Regions from separate parts of the Homo sapiens genome. Here region 2 is linked to region 1. Evidence: chromatin contacts called from ENCODE Hi-C or POLR2A ChIA-PET data. All regions are on one chromosome and are shown on one strand. The core of a region is the stretch at or near the end of the contact, and the rest is flanking DNA. Distances in the headings are between cores, read along the strand shown. Region 1 overlaps LOC107985745 (a long non-coding RNA gene). Region 2 holds the start of SELL (selectin L).

What was found. Hi-C counts contacts between places; a loop is a spot of excess contacts on that map. ChIA-PET counts read pairs that join two places held with the same protein, here RNA polymerase II (POLR2A). Pooled maps may share reads with other maps.
Region 2: a loop to region 1 is called in a map of endothelial cell of umbilical vein, with 5 times the contacts of the local background. The contact joins the promoter of SELL here to the enhancer-like site in region 1. A Hi-C loop is called at or near these places in 6 of 168 maps with a recorded cell type or tissue (B cell, CD4-positive, alpha-beta memory T cell, CD8-positive, alpha-beta T cell and 2 more), 15 of 37 single-sample maps with no recorded cell type and 16 of 50 pooled maps. POLR2A ChIA-PET finds 5 or more read pairs at or near these places in 10 of 52 experiments (CD4-positive, alpha-beta memory T cell, OCI-LY7, activated B cell and 5 more).

The regions. Positions count from the first base shown.
Region 1 is chr1:169,672,319-169,678,776 of GRCh38, forward strand. All of the region lies in intron 1 of LOC107985745 (a long non-coding RNA gene), which reads left to right. Among named protein-coding and RNA genes, the nearest start is that of SELL, 36 kb to the right of the region's middle. Within about 2 kb of position 3,738, at least 3 of the 41 ENCODE cell types and tissues checked have a DNase peak (open chromatin) inside an H3K27ac peak, as active enhancers do; they include B cell, where a contact is called at or near this core.
Region 2 is chr1:169,709,405-169,715,336 of GRCh38, forward strand. It overlaps SELL (selectin L), which reads right to left and starts at 2,216. Exons shown (of 9, transcript NM_000655.5): 1 at 2,092-2,216; 2 at 1,032-1,113. The coding sequence starts at 2,094.

The DNA of each region.
Region 1 (6,458 bases), core at 2,488-4,987:
CTCATCTGCAGAGCCAGCCCTGAGAAGTGCAGACCAAAGCCAGGGAAGGCTCTGCAAAGATGTACAAATGGAAGTCACCTTAATAACCTCTGACTGCTGCGCATAATACATTTCACTCAAAAGAGGGGTTAAACAATGGAACAGAATACAGAGGCCAGAAATAATGCTGAACACTGACAACCATCTGATCTTTGACAAAATCCACAAAAACAAGCAATGGAGAAAGGACTCCCTATTCCATAATGGTGCTGGGATAACTGTCTAGCTATATACAGAAGATTGAACCTGGGCCCCTTCCTTACATCATATACAAAAAATAACTCAAGATGGAGTAAAGACTTAAATCTAAAACCAAACACTATAAAAACCCTGGAAGATAGCCTGGGAAATACCATTCTGGACATAGGACCTGGCAAAGACTTCATGACAAGACACCAAAAGCAATAGCAACAAAAACCAAATTGACTAATGAAACTAATGAAACTCTTTAGTTGTACAACAGATAGTTTATCTGTACAACAAAATAAACTATCAACAGAGTAAACAACCTACAGAATGGAAAAATTTTTTGCAAACTATGCATCTGACAAAGGTCTAATATCCAGAATCTATAAGGAATTTAAACAAATTTACAAGCAAAAAAATGACCTCATTAAAAAGTGGGCAAAGGACATGAACAGATGCTTTTCAAAATAAGACATTCACACATCCAACAACCATATGAAAAGATGTTTAACATCACTAATCATTAGAGGAATACAAATCAAAAGCATAATAAGATACCATCTAATACCAGTAGGAATGACTACTATTAAAAAGTCAGACAATAACAGATGCTGGTGAAGGTTGTGGAGAAAAGGGAATGTTTATGCACTGCTAGTGGGAATGTAAACTAGTTCAGCCATTGTGGAAGAGAGTGTGGTGATTCCTCAAAGAATGTAAAACCGAACTGCCTTTCAATCCAGCAATCCCATTATTGGATATACACCAAAAGGAATAGAAATTGTTTTACCGTAAAGGCGCATGCATGCATATGTTCATTACAGCACTATTTACGATAGCAAAGACATGGAATCGTCTAAATGCCCATCAGTGGTAGACTAGCTAAAAAAAAAAAAATGTGGTACATATACATCACAGAATAGTATGCAGCCATAAAAATGAACAAGATCATCATGTCCTTTGCAGCAACATGGATGTAGTTGGAGGCCATTATCCTAAGCAAATTAATGCAGGAACAGAAAGCCAAATACCACATGTTCTCATTTATAAGTGACAGCTAAATATTGAGTACACATGGACACAAAGAAGGGAACAATAGACATGGGACCTACTTGAGAATAGAGGGTGGGAGGAGGGTGAGGATCAAAAAGTACCCATAGGACACTGTGCTTATTACCTGGGTGATGAAATAATTTGCACACCAAACCCCTGTGACACACAATTTACCTATATAGAAAACCTGTGCATGTACCCCTGAACCTAAAAGTTAATGGTGGGGGGGTGGGGTTAAGCTACTTTGTGGTATAAATCTGAGCATTCATATTAAAATAAAATATTTACCTCATTAGAGTAATTAACATTTATTAAGCAAAGAGCCAAGTACCTTACACACATGATGTTTAATCTCACAATGATCTTTAATCTCATAACAACCGTCCATTGTATGTACATATGTGGAAATTGAGCCTTGGAGAGATTAAATGCATGGGGCATGCCATTTGACTAGAAACTGGAAGCATCAGGATTTAAACTCAGTTCTGAATGGTTTTGTAGGCTTTGTTTTTTCCACATTATAGCATGGCCTGCCATGAAGAACAGGTCCTTTCTGGTGTTTGTCTTGTTTGGTTTAAGTGAAGCAAATATTTATTTAAATATTCAAGATATGCTGTTAAATTTTTACTCAAAAATTTGAGTACAGTATGGATCTTCTGAAGCCAAATAACTCTTATTCAATGCTTAGTTGAGAAATTTTATGGAGTAGTTCTCAATTTTTATGTAGTTCCACTGCAAAGGTAAGTCTTATGGAAAGATTCACTGTAATTTTTTTTCCTCATTTGGACATCAGCTTTTTCTTTTCCTCAGACCCGCTGAAAGATAATTTTTAAAATAAAAACCTTGTTTTTATATCAAGTGGGGACATTTTTTCCAAATGAAAACCGTGTATTCATTTTATATGATAAAATCAATGTTATTATTTTTAAAATTTTGATTTAAAAATCATTAAAAATAAATTTTCAGATATTACCTGAAATTCTACCATCCAGAGATAATAGTGCTTAAAGATTTGATATATAGACACACACACATATATACATATATATCATCCTAAACTTCTTTGTATAAATGTATATAAAGTTTTTAATAAAAACTAGGAGATTAATGCCCTTTGAATGAAAATAAATACAATGTGTATGCTTTAACATCTTGCCTTTACTTTATAACATTTATCACAGCAGTCATGAGATAATGATTTACATGGTCATTGTTAGTAAGCTAATAGCTAAGTGCATGAACTCTGGAGCTAGCCTCCCTGGATTTTAATCCCAGATCTGTCACTGACCAGCTGAGCAATACTAGGTAAATTGCTCTTGTTCCTTAGTTTCTTCATCTGTAAAATAGAGATAAAAATAATATCCACCTCATAGGATTGGTGTGAGCATTAAATGAGCATACGTATGTAGGCCACTTAACAACAATGCCTTCACATACTGAACACAAATATACGAGCTGTTGTCTTATTGGGCTCATGTTTTTCCTACCACTAAGCCGCATGCATGCAAGGACCATGTTGGTTTTGTTCCACATTGCATCCCCAACCTGGTATACAGTGTGCATTCAATAGTTGTTGACTATTATTACTAGTGGCATTTAACAAATATCTGTTAAATGAGTGAAGAAATACCCATTTACTGCAAGTGTGTCTAATATTGATGGCATAATGGGGGAAACTCAAACTCTGGAGTCAAACAGGTTTTAAAACCTTATTCCCTCATCCTCAGTTATTGACGTTTTTTTTTTGGCAGGTGTGTGTGTGGGACAACTTATTGAACTTTTCTGAATTTCCAGCTTCGCATATATAAAATAGAGATAGTGATTCATTCTTGCAATGTATGGATTTGAGACAATTGTGTAAGTTTATCAATAAATAGTAGCTATTTTTGTATAAGTATTACATATAATATCCAGGCCACTGCTTTGCATAACCCAAAAGGGGCACCATTCATGCAGAATACAACATAAATGGTGTCCCTGGAGCAGTGCAGTATAGGAACCCTGAGGGGACCTACAGTATACTTTATAGTTCATAGATTACAAATTATCCCTTTATCAGAGTCTCTCAAGGTTGGATGTATTTGAGGTCCATAAGAGCAATTTAGGATTAACAGTAGCTGCAGAAACCATCTGCAGTGATATTCTCATTTTAAATCCGCGGGAAAGAAGACAGCTATAAACTTGGGACCTGGGTTTAAGCATTTTAAATGCCAAGTTCACCATTTTCTAAAACACAACAAATACCCAGTGAGAGAGGGAGAAGGGAAGTAAATGCCTCTGAATAAGCAAGTTAATGTCAGTAGTTGTACTGTATGCATATTGATGAACAATAGAGGAACCAATGTCCAATCAGATGAGCAGGATATTTGGCAATAACAAGTTGCCTTTGAGGAAAAATGATTTTCTTGGCAAGTTCTTTATCAGCATTACAAAGCTAAAAGCTACGCTTATCATCACTTATACTAGCATACCCTGTTGTGCAAATGCTGTCTGTGTTTGCATCTGCTATTGTTGATGCCTGGTGCATGAATCAGGACTCCAGCCCACAAGTTTTCCCAGAACTTTCTTATGGCCATCATCTTTAAGTGTCTGGTGAACAGTCATAGTTTGGTACACAAAAGGGTCAACCTGGGGGATGGCTAGGGTTTGACTCAGTCGTTACATTTCAATAGAGCAGGAAGGGGAAATGGTGGCCTGTAACCTCAGGGAATTTTGCCAGTTGGTCCACCCCACTCTCTCTCTCCTGCTCTGAGGAAGTGGCACAGCCTAGAACAGCACCACAGGTGAGAGAAATGCAAACCCTAACCAGAGAAGCAGACTCTTTGCCAGTAGTAATAGTTCAGGACCACCACCAGCTTTTATTAAAATTTTTAATAACACTCAAGTATTGGCAGAAAGAAATAATCTTGGGTTAACTATAACTAGAATATTGACTCTTCCTCTGTGGAAGAATCAGCCAATCACATTTGTTTACATCAGTTCCCCTGAAGAAGAAAAATACACTGATGTTGCAGCAAGACAAATTTAAGCTAGATGTAAATAACTTCCTTTAGCCTGTAATGCTAGGCTAATTACATATTGGAACTATTTTTTCAGGGAAGAATTGTGTAGGGTTTCAGGGAAGAATTCTGAAGAAAATATAGAGCTGAAATGATCTTGCAGCTCACTGAAACTGCAGGGTTTAGATCCACACTGATACTCGTTCTATTATCACTGTAATGAAGGCTGATGGAATAAGTAAAAATGTTTTGTATTAGTATGTTTTTACACTTATTTGCAAGGCATAAATAGGTTAGGTTTTGATCTTAATTTAATTCTAACATGTATTGTGCACAAGCTGTGAGCAGTTTTCAGGAGTTAGGTATCTGGCCATGACTGATTTTTCAGGAGTTAATCATCTGGTAGAAGGGTCATACACAATAGGAAGATGTGTGTGACAGGTTGTGATCATTACTATAATCACACAGAGAGCTGTAGAATTTTAGGCTGGCAGGGTGGCTCACGCCTGTAATCCCAGCACTTTGGGAGGCCAAGGCAGGCGGATCAAGAGGTCAGGAGATGGAGACCATCCTGGCTAACACGGTGAAACCCCGTCTGTACTAAAAATACAAAAAAAAAAAAAAGCCAGGCGTGGTGGTGGGCGCCTGTAGTCCCAGCTACTTGGGAGGCTGAGGCAGGAGAATGGCGTGAACCCGGGAGGTGGAGCTTGCAGTGAGCCGAGATCGCATCACTGCAATCCAACCTGGGCGACAGAGGGAGACTCAGTCTCAAAAAAAAAAAAAAAAAAAAGTCATGTTAGATCCAGAGGGGTAGCAACTGGGGCTGGGCTGTCAGTCAACTCAGTCAACTCAGTCAACTCTGCTCCCCCACAGGAGATGCCAGTGATGCATTTTCATGGCCAACATTGTCAGTCAGCATCATTGAATTACTCCTGATTATAGAGACACAGCTGCAAACGATTCCCCATTAAATATGATGTTTCTTGCAATGTTTGGAAGGTACTCCTTTTTAGTAAGGGAAATCCCCTCTTCTGGCTTGCTGAAAGTTTTTTCTTTCCATTTTAAAAATCGTGAATTCCTTTTTGCAATATTGAGGTGGTTATATGGTTTCTCTTCTCTAATCTGTTAATATGGTGATTTAATGGTTAGAAATTTTCTAATGTAAATTCCACTCATATTGCAGAAATAAACCTAAACTGAGCATGAGGCTATATTTTTTATTTGCTTCTATATTTGGTTGCTATACAGTATTATGTTTAAGATTTGTTCACATATATTTGTGAATGGGATTGGACTATTTTTCCTTCTTGCCGATTTTTATCTGGTTTTTAAATTAAGGATATTTTAGACTTATGAAATATTTGGCAAACAATCCTTGGCAAGTAATTTTTTGGGGAATTTGTTTTGGCTATTTTGAGTATTACCCAATATATTTTAATTAAGTTATTCTTAATGTTTTCTTAATTAAAAAAATTACCTACTCTAGAGATATTCTTTATGTACTCCAGATTTTGTCTATTTATACCACTTTTCTTTTTTCCTCGATGAGTGTCATAGATGTTCATCTATTTTTTTATCTTCTTTGATCTTCTCTTATTCCTTGTTTCTATTAACTTCTGAAGTTTATTATTTTCTTTTTTCCACTTCCTTATGGTTTATTCTTTCAATTTTTCTCTAACTTCTTAAGTTGGGTGTTTAATTTTTAGCTTGCTTTGCTTTTTTAGGATAAGCATTAAAACTACAAATTTTCCTTGTTATTCTTTTGCTGCACCCCAAATTGTTGATATTTCTATTGTCTAATTTCTATTCAATTAGAATACTTTAAAGTTTCTTTTTGGTTTTTAAAAACTAACTTTTTAAATTGACAAATAAAAATTGTGTATATTTATTGTGCACAGCATATGGCTTTGAAATATATGTACATTGTGGAATGGCTAAATTTAGCTTATTAATGTATGCATTATCTCACATACTTATCATTTTTTGTGGTGAGAGCTATGTGACTTTTGAACTTATGAGTTATTTAAATATTTTTAAATTATTAAGCATATTGGGATTTTAAGTAATTTACCTTTTTATTATTAACTTATAACAAGTAGAACAGTTAACCTGTATGATTCTACATCATTGAAATTTATTGACATTTGCTTCATAGTCTATTATATGGTCTACTTTTGTTCATGT
Region 2 (5,932 bases), core at 966-3,465, 36 kb after region 1:
CAATTTACAAAGCCAAATGGTATAGGATTATGAAATTCATTAGATCATGTTCTATACACAAAGAGACTCAACTGATGATGTTTAATAAACATATGGACCCATCAAATATGAGGGCTTTGAAGATATCTAATTAAACACATAATTACACAATGACTTCATAATAATATATGGCATTCTAAGCATGGTATGATCTACATGAATCACTATTTAATACAGTAAAGAAACAGATATAATTGATGGTAAAGAGCATCATAAAATAAACATTTTGAACAGAGTTTTGAATGAGCATTCCACTAGAATGCAAGTTCTAAGAGGGAAAAAACTGTTGTGTCCACTGCTGTATCCTTAGTGCCTAGCATAAATTTCACACATTGTAGGGACTCAGAAAATACCTGTTGTATGAAAAGAGCACTAAGTTTCTATGTGACACAGTGCAGACATGGCATAAGGAATGTGTGAACGGGAGAGTTAGCATGTTTGCTTGGCTAGAGCTGAAAATCCAGGCTAGGGAGAAAGAAGACATTAGTTTACTTAGGAAATGAAAAACCAAGTTCAAAGCTATTGCTGGAGAGTCTTCAAGAATCAGATATAAAATTTGTCACAACAATGGGAGAAGGACCAAAAAATGATAAACCCCCGTCCCTTAATAAGCTCGTATTGTAATTGTAGAAATGACATTAATGTACACTGAACTATGAATAAAAAATAGAAAATGAGGTGCTAAATATTTGGTACAGATTGTAAGTACCTTAACAGAGATTTCTTAATTAACATTATTCCTTTATAATTGAGGGATTTTGTGGGGTTATTGGGATTTGAACTCTACAGCATGGGCTATTATAGGTTAAAAATAGTGTTCAGGAGTTTCTGGGGAAGAACTAAAGGTAAGAAGAAAAGAGATGTTTACAGAAGGGATAGAATTAACAGCTCTGTGAAATAATTTTCCCTTAGACTATGTATAACTAGTGGATATTTAAGAAAAATGAATATAAGTAAAATAGACTTAGCGATATATAAATATCATAACATACCACAACAGAGCATTGTCCACCCCCACAACTTGAAGATGTTCCATAAGTCCCTCTGGGTGCTCTGACATTTCCATGGAAATATCTGCAAATGAAATACAAAATTATATTTAGATGTATACTCTTAAACCACACATTTATAGCCTTTGAGGTGGTGCTTACAACTTTCTTAATAATCAGAATAAAACACATATGTCTACTAACCCTGTCTGAGGTAACAGGTTTCTCAGACATAGATGAAAAATTACTTCAAATTTACATCAGAACTGATGCACAGTTTTGTTTTGTTCTATTTTATTTTTACGCTTTAGTCTCAAGTTGCTAATCGGTACTGCCCTGAATTTTTTCTATGGTTTGGTAATTTTTATACCTGCTTTTCTGCTGAGCTATTAGATAAAACTATTTAATATTTACTATGTATATTTTTTAAAGTATTGTTGCTGCTTAATTAACTATTGATGCTTATATTTAATGTTATAGCCTCACTCTTGATCATAATGGGTCAATGCCTCAAATACCTAAAAAAAAAAAAAATTAGATAGCCAGACACCAGGAAAGAAAAGTATTTCTTTTTTTAATAAAAAGAAATACCTTTTTGAGCAACTGAAATGACAAAGTCACAAATTTCCTGCACACCTTAAAATATACTTAATGTAAATGACGAGTTAATGGGTGCAGCACACCAACATGGCACATGTATACATGTGTGACAAACCTGTATGTTGTGCACATGTACCCTAGAACTTAAAGTATAATTTTAAAAAAATTCTATCTTCCAAAGCATATCACTTCTCAGGTAGACACAGTGTTTATTGCAAAAGATCTGATTTCAATAGTATTTCTTCAAGAGTCTCCCCAGAGACAAAGTCAAGAAGAGGAAATCAGCATATCTGAGAAGAAAGATTTCAGGATCACTTTTTTTGAGGGTCTGAGAAAATGTTTAGTTTCTATATTATTTAAAACCAGAATTGAAATGGGGTGATTCCTATCCTTGCCACCTGCCTCTACAACCCCAAGAGTTTCTATCTGAGCATCTAAACGTCTTTTAGGCTGAAAGGCTCACCATGGCTTTGCTTGGTCCTTCTCTAGTTCTTCTGCAGCCCATTGAGCCTCTTGACTTAGCACAAGGGTCTCAGGTCCTTGCCCAAAGGGAGTGTGCTGTGCTGCAGGTAGACTGCACTGAATGTCAACAGAAAGCCTTGCTTTCTTTCATTTCTCTAACCCAGTCTCACATCCTCCTCCTCCTCCCCTTTTCCCTCCCCTTCCTCCTGCACTTCTCTTTCCTCTTTCCCCACCCCTTTCCTAGACTGGCCTCTATTGCCTCCCACTGAGACAAAAATGAACTGCTGATCAGAAAGTAATGTGACTAGATTCTCTCTTCCTTCCCTCCTTTCTATCCTTCCTTCCATTCTCCTATGCATCTTTCCTTACCCTCCTCCTCCTTCACTCATTGTTGTTGCTGTTCTTCTTCCTCTTCTTTTTCCTCCTGCTCCTCTTCTTCTACTTGTTCTTGTTCTTGTTTTTGTTTGGTTCTTGTTCTCCTCTTCCTCCTTCTCTCTCTCCTCCTCCTCCTTCTTTTCCACCACCCTCCCCTATCTTTTTCATAAATGCTAAACTAACTCTTGGCTACCTGTGGTAAATGGCCCTTGGAAATTGCAAATACTACAAATCAAAACTGCATTTCAGACATATTTATGATGTTTGCAAAACTTCAGTAGAGCTAAGCAGTGGACTTGACTCGTTTCGGTTCCTTCACCTCCGTCTTTCCTTGCTCACCACCTAGTGGACGTCCTTGTTAGTGGCACTTCCTGAAGTTAACCCCTGAAGAGAGCCCATGCTCTCTAGCTTTTCACCGTGTAGGTTTGGGAGCCTACAAGTACCTTTAATATTCTTGGACTATAAAATGAGATGGTTTTATAAGACTGCATGTGAAATTAGGACCCATATGATGAAGGACAATAAAAAGGAAGACCCACTGATGTGAGTCAATGAGTCAAATGCAAATCAGATTTGCATTTTTAGGAAAATAATAATAACAACAACAAAAACTCTGAAGCTCAGCGCCCCATATTTATTATATTGTTTAATCTTTATAACAGCTCTCTGCTATAGATATGATTATTATCCCCATTCTAAAGAGTCTCAAAGAGGTTAAGAAACAAATTCAAAAACTAGCGAAAGACAAGAAATAACTAAGATCAGAGCAGAACCATAGGAGGTAGAGACACGAAAAAGCCTTCAAAAAATCAATAAATCCAGGAGCTGCATTTTGAAAAGATTAACAAAATAGATGGACCACTAGCTAGACTAATAAGAAAGAAGAATCAATAGACACAATAAAAAATGGTAAAGGGGATATTACCACTGATCCCGTAGAAATACAAACTACCATCAGAGATTACTATAAACATCTTTACACAAATAAACTAGAAAATCTAGAAGAAATGGATAAATTCCTGGACACATACACCCTCCCAAGACTAAACCAGGAAGAAGTCAAATCCCTGAATAGACTAATAACAAGTTCTGAAATTAAGGCAGCAATTAATAGCCTACCAACTAAAAAAAGCCCAGGACCAGATGGATTCACAGCCAAATTCTACCAGAGGTACAAAGAGGTGCTGGTACCATTCCTTCTGAAACTATTCCAGAGAATAGAAAAAGAGGAACTCCTCCCTCACTCATTTTATGAGGCCAGCATCATCCTGATACTAAAACCTGGCAGAGACACAACAAAAAAAGAAAATTTCAGGCCAATATCCCTGATGAACATCATTGCGAAAATACTCAATAAAATACGGCAAACTGAATCCAGCAGCACATCAAAAAGCTTATCAACCACAATCAAGTTGGCTTCATCCCTGGAATGCAAGGCTGGTTCAACATACACAAATCAATAAACAGAATCCATTACGTAAACAGAACCAATCACAAAAACCACGTGATTATCTCAATAGATGCAGAAAAGGCCTTGGATAAAATTCAACACCCCTTCATGCTAAAAACTCTCAATAAACTAGGTATTGATGGAACGTATCTCAAAATAATAAGAGCTATTTATGACAAACCCACAGCCAATAGCATACTGAATGGGCAAAAACTGAAAGCGTTCCCTTTAAAAACTGGCACAAGACAAGTATGCCTCTCTCACCACTCCTGTTCAACATAGTATTGGAAGTTCTGGCCAGGGCAATCAGGCAAGAGAAAGAAATAAAGTGTATTCAAATAGAAGAGAGGAAGTCAAATTGTGTCTGTTTGCAGATGACATGATTGTATATTTAGAAAATCCCATTGTCTCAGCCCAAAATCTCCTTAAACTGATCAGCAACTTCAGCAAAGTCTCAGGTTACAAAATCAATGTGAAAAAATCACAAGAATTCCTATACAGCAATAATAGACAAACAGAGAGCCAAATCATGAGTGAACTCCCATTCACGATTGCTACAAAGAGAATAAAATACCTAGGAATCCAACTTACAAGGAATGTGAAGGACCTATTCAAGGAGAACTACAAACCACTGCTCAAGGAAATAAGAGAGGACACAAATGAATGGAAAAACATTCCATGCTCATGGGTAGGAAGAATCAATATCATGAAAATGACCATACTGCCCAAGGTAATTTATAGATTCAGTGCTATCCCCATCAAGCTACTACTGACTTTTTTCACAGAATTAGAAAAAAACTACTTTAAATTTCATATGGAACCAAAAAAGAGCTTGTATAGCCAAGACAATCCTAAGCAAAAAGAACAAAGCTGGAGGCATCATGCTACCTGACTTCAAACTATACTACAAGGCTATAGTAACCAAAACAGCATGGTGCTGGTACAAAAACAGATATATGGACCAACGGAACAGAACAGAGGCATCAGAAATAACACCACACATCTACAACCATCTGATCTTTGACAAAGCTGACAAAAAGAAGCAATTGGGAAAGGATTCCCCATTTAATAAATGATGTTGGGAAAACTGGCTAGCCATATGCAGAAAACTGAAACTGGATCCCTTCCTTACACCTTATATAAAAATTAACTCAAGATGGATTAAAGACTTAAATGGAAGACCTAAAACCATAAAAATTCTAGGAGAAAACCTAGGCAATACCATTCAGGACGTAGGTATGGGCAAAGACTTCATGACTAAAACACCAAAAGCAACAGCAACAAAAGCCAAAATTGACAAATGGGATCTAATTAAACTAAAGAGCTTCTGCACAGTAGAAAAAAAAAAACTATCATCAAAGTGAACAGGAAACCTACAGAATGGGAGAAAATTTTTGCAATCTATTCACCTGACAAAGGGCTAATATCCAAAATCTACAAGAAACTTAAACAAATTTACAAGAAAAAACAAACAACACCATCAAAAAGTGAGTGAAGGATATGAACAGATGCTTCTCAAAAGAAGAAGTTTATGCAGTCAACAAACATATGAAAAAAAGCTCATCATCACTGGTCATTAGAGAAATGCAAATCAAAACCACAATGAGATGCCATCTCATGCCAGTTAGAATGGCGATTATTAAAAAGTCAGGAAACAACAGATGCTGGAGAGGATGTGGAGAAATAAGAATGCTTTTTACAGTGTTGGTGGAAGTGTAAATTAGTTCAATCATTGTGGAAGACAATGTGGCGATTTCTCAAGGATCTATAACTAGAAAAACCATTTGACCCAGCAATCCCATTACTGGGTATATACCCAAAGGATTATAAATCATTCTACGATAAAGACACATGCACACTTATGTTTATTGAGGCACTATTCACAACAGCAAAGAGTTGGAACCAACCCAAATGCCCACCAATGATAAACTGGATAAAGATGATGTGGCACATATACATCATGGAATACTATACAGCCATAAAAAAGGATGAGTTCATGTCCTTTGCAGGGACATGG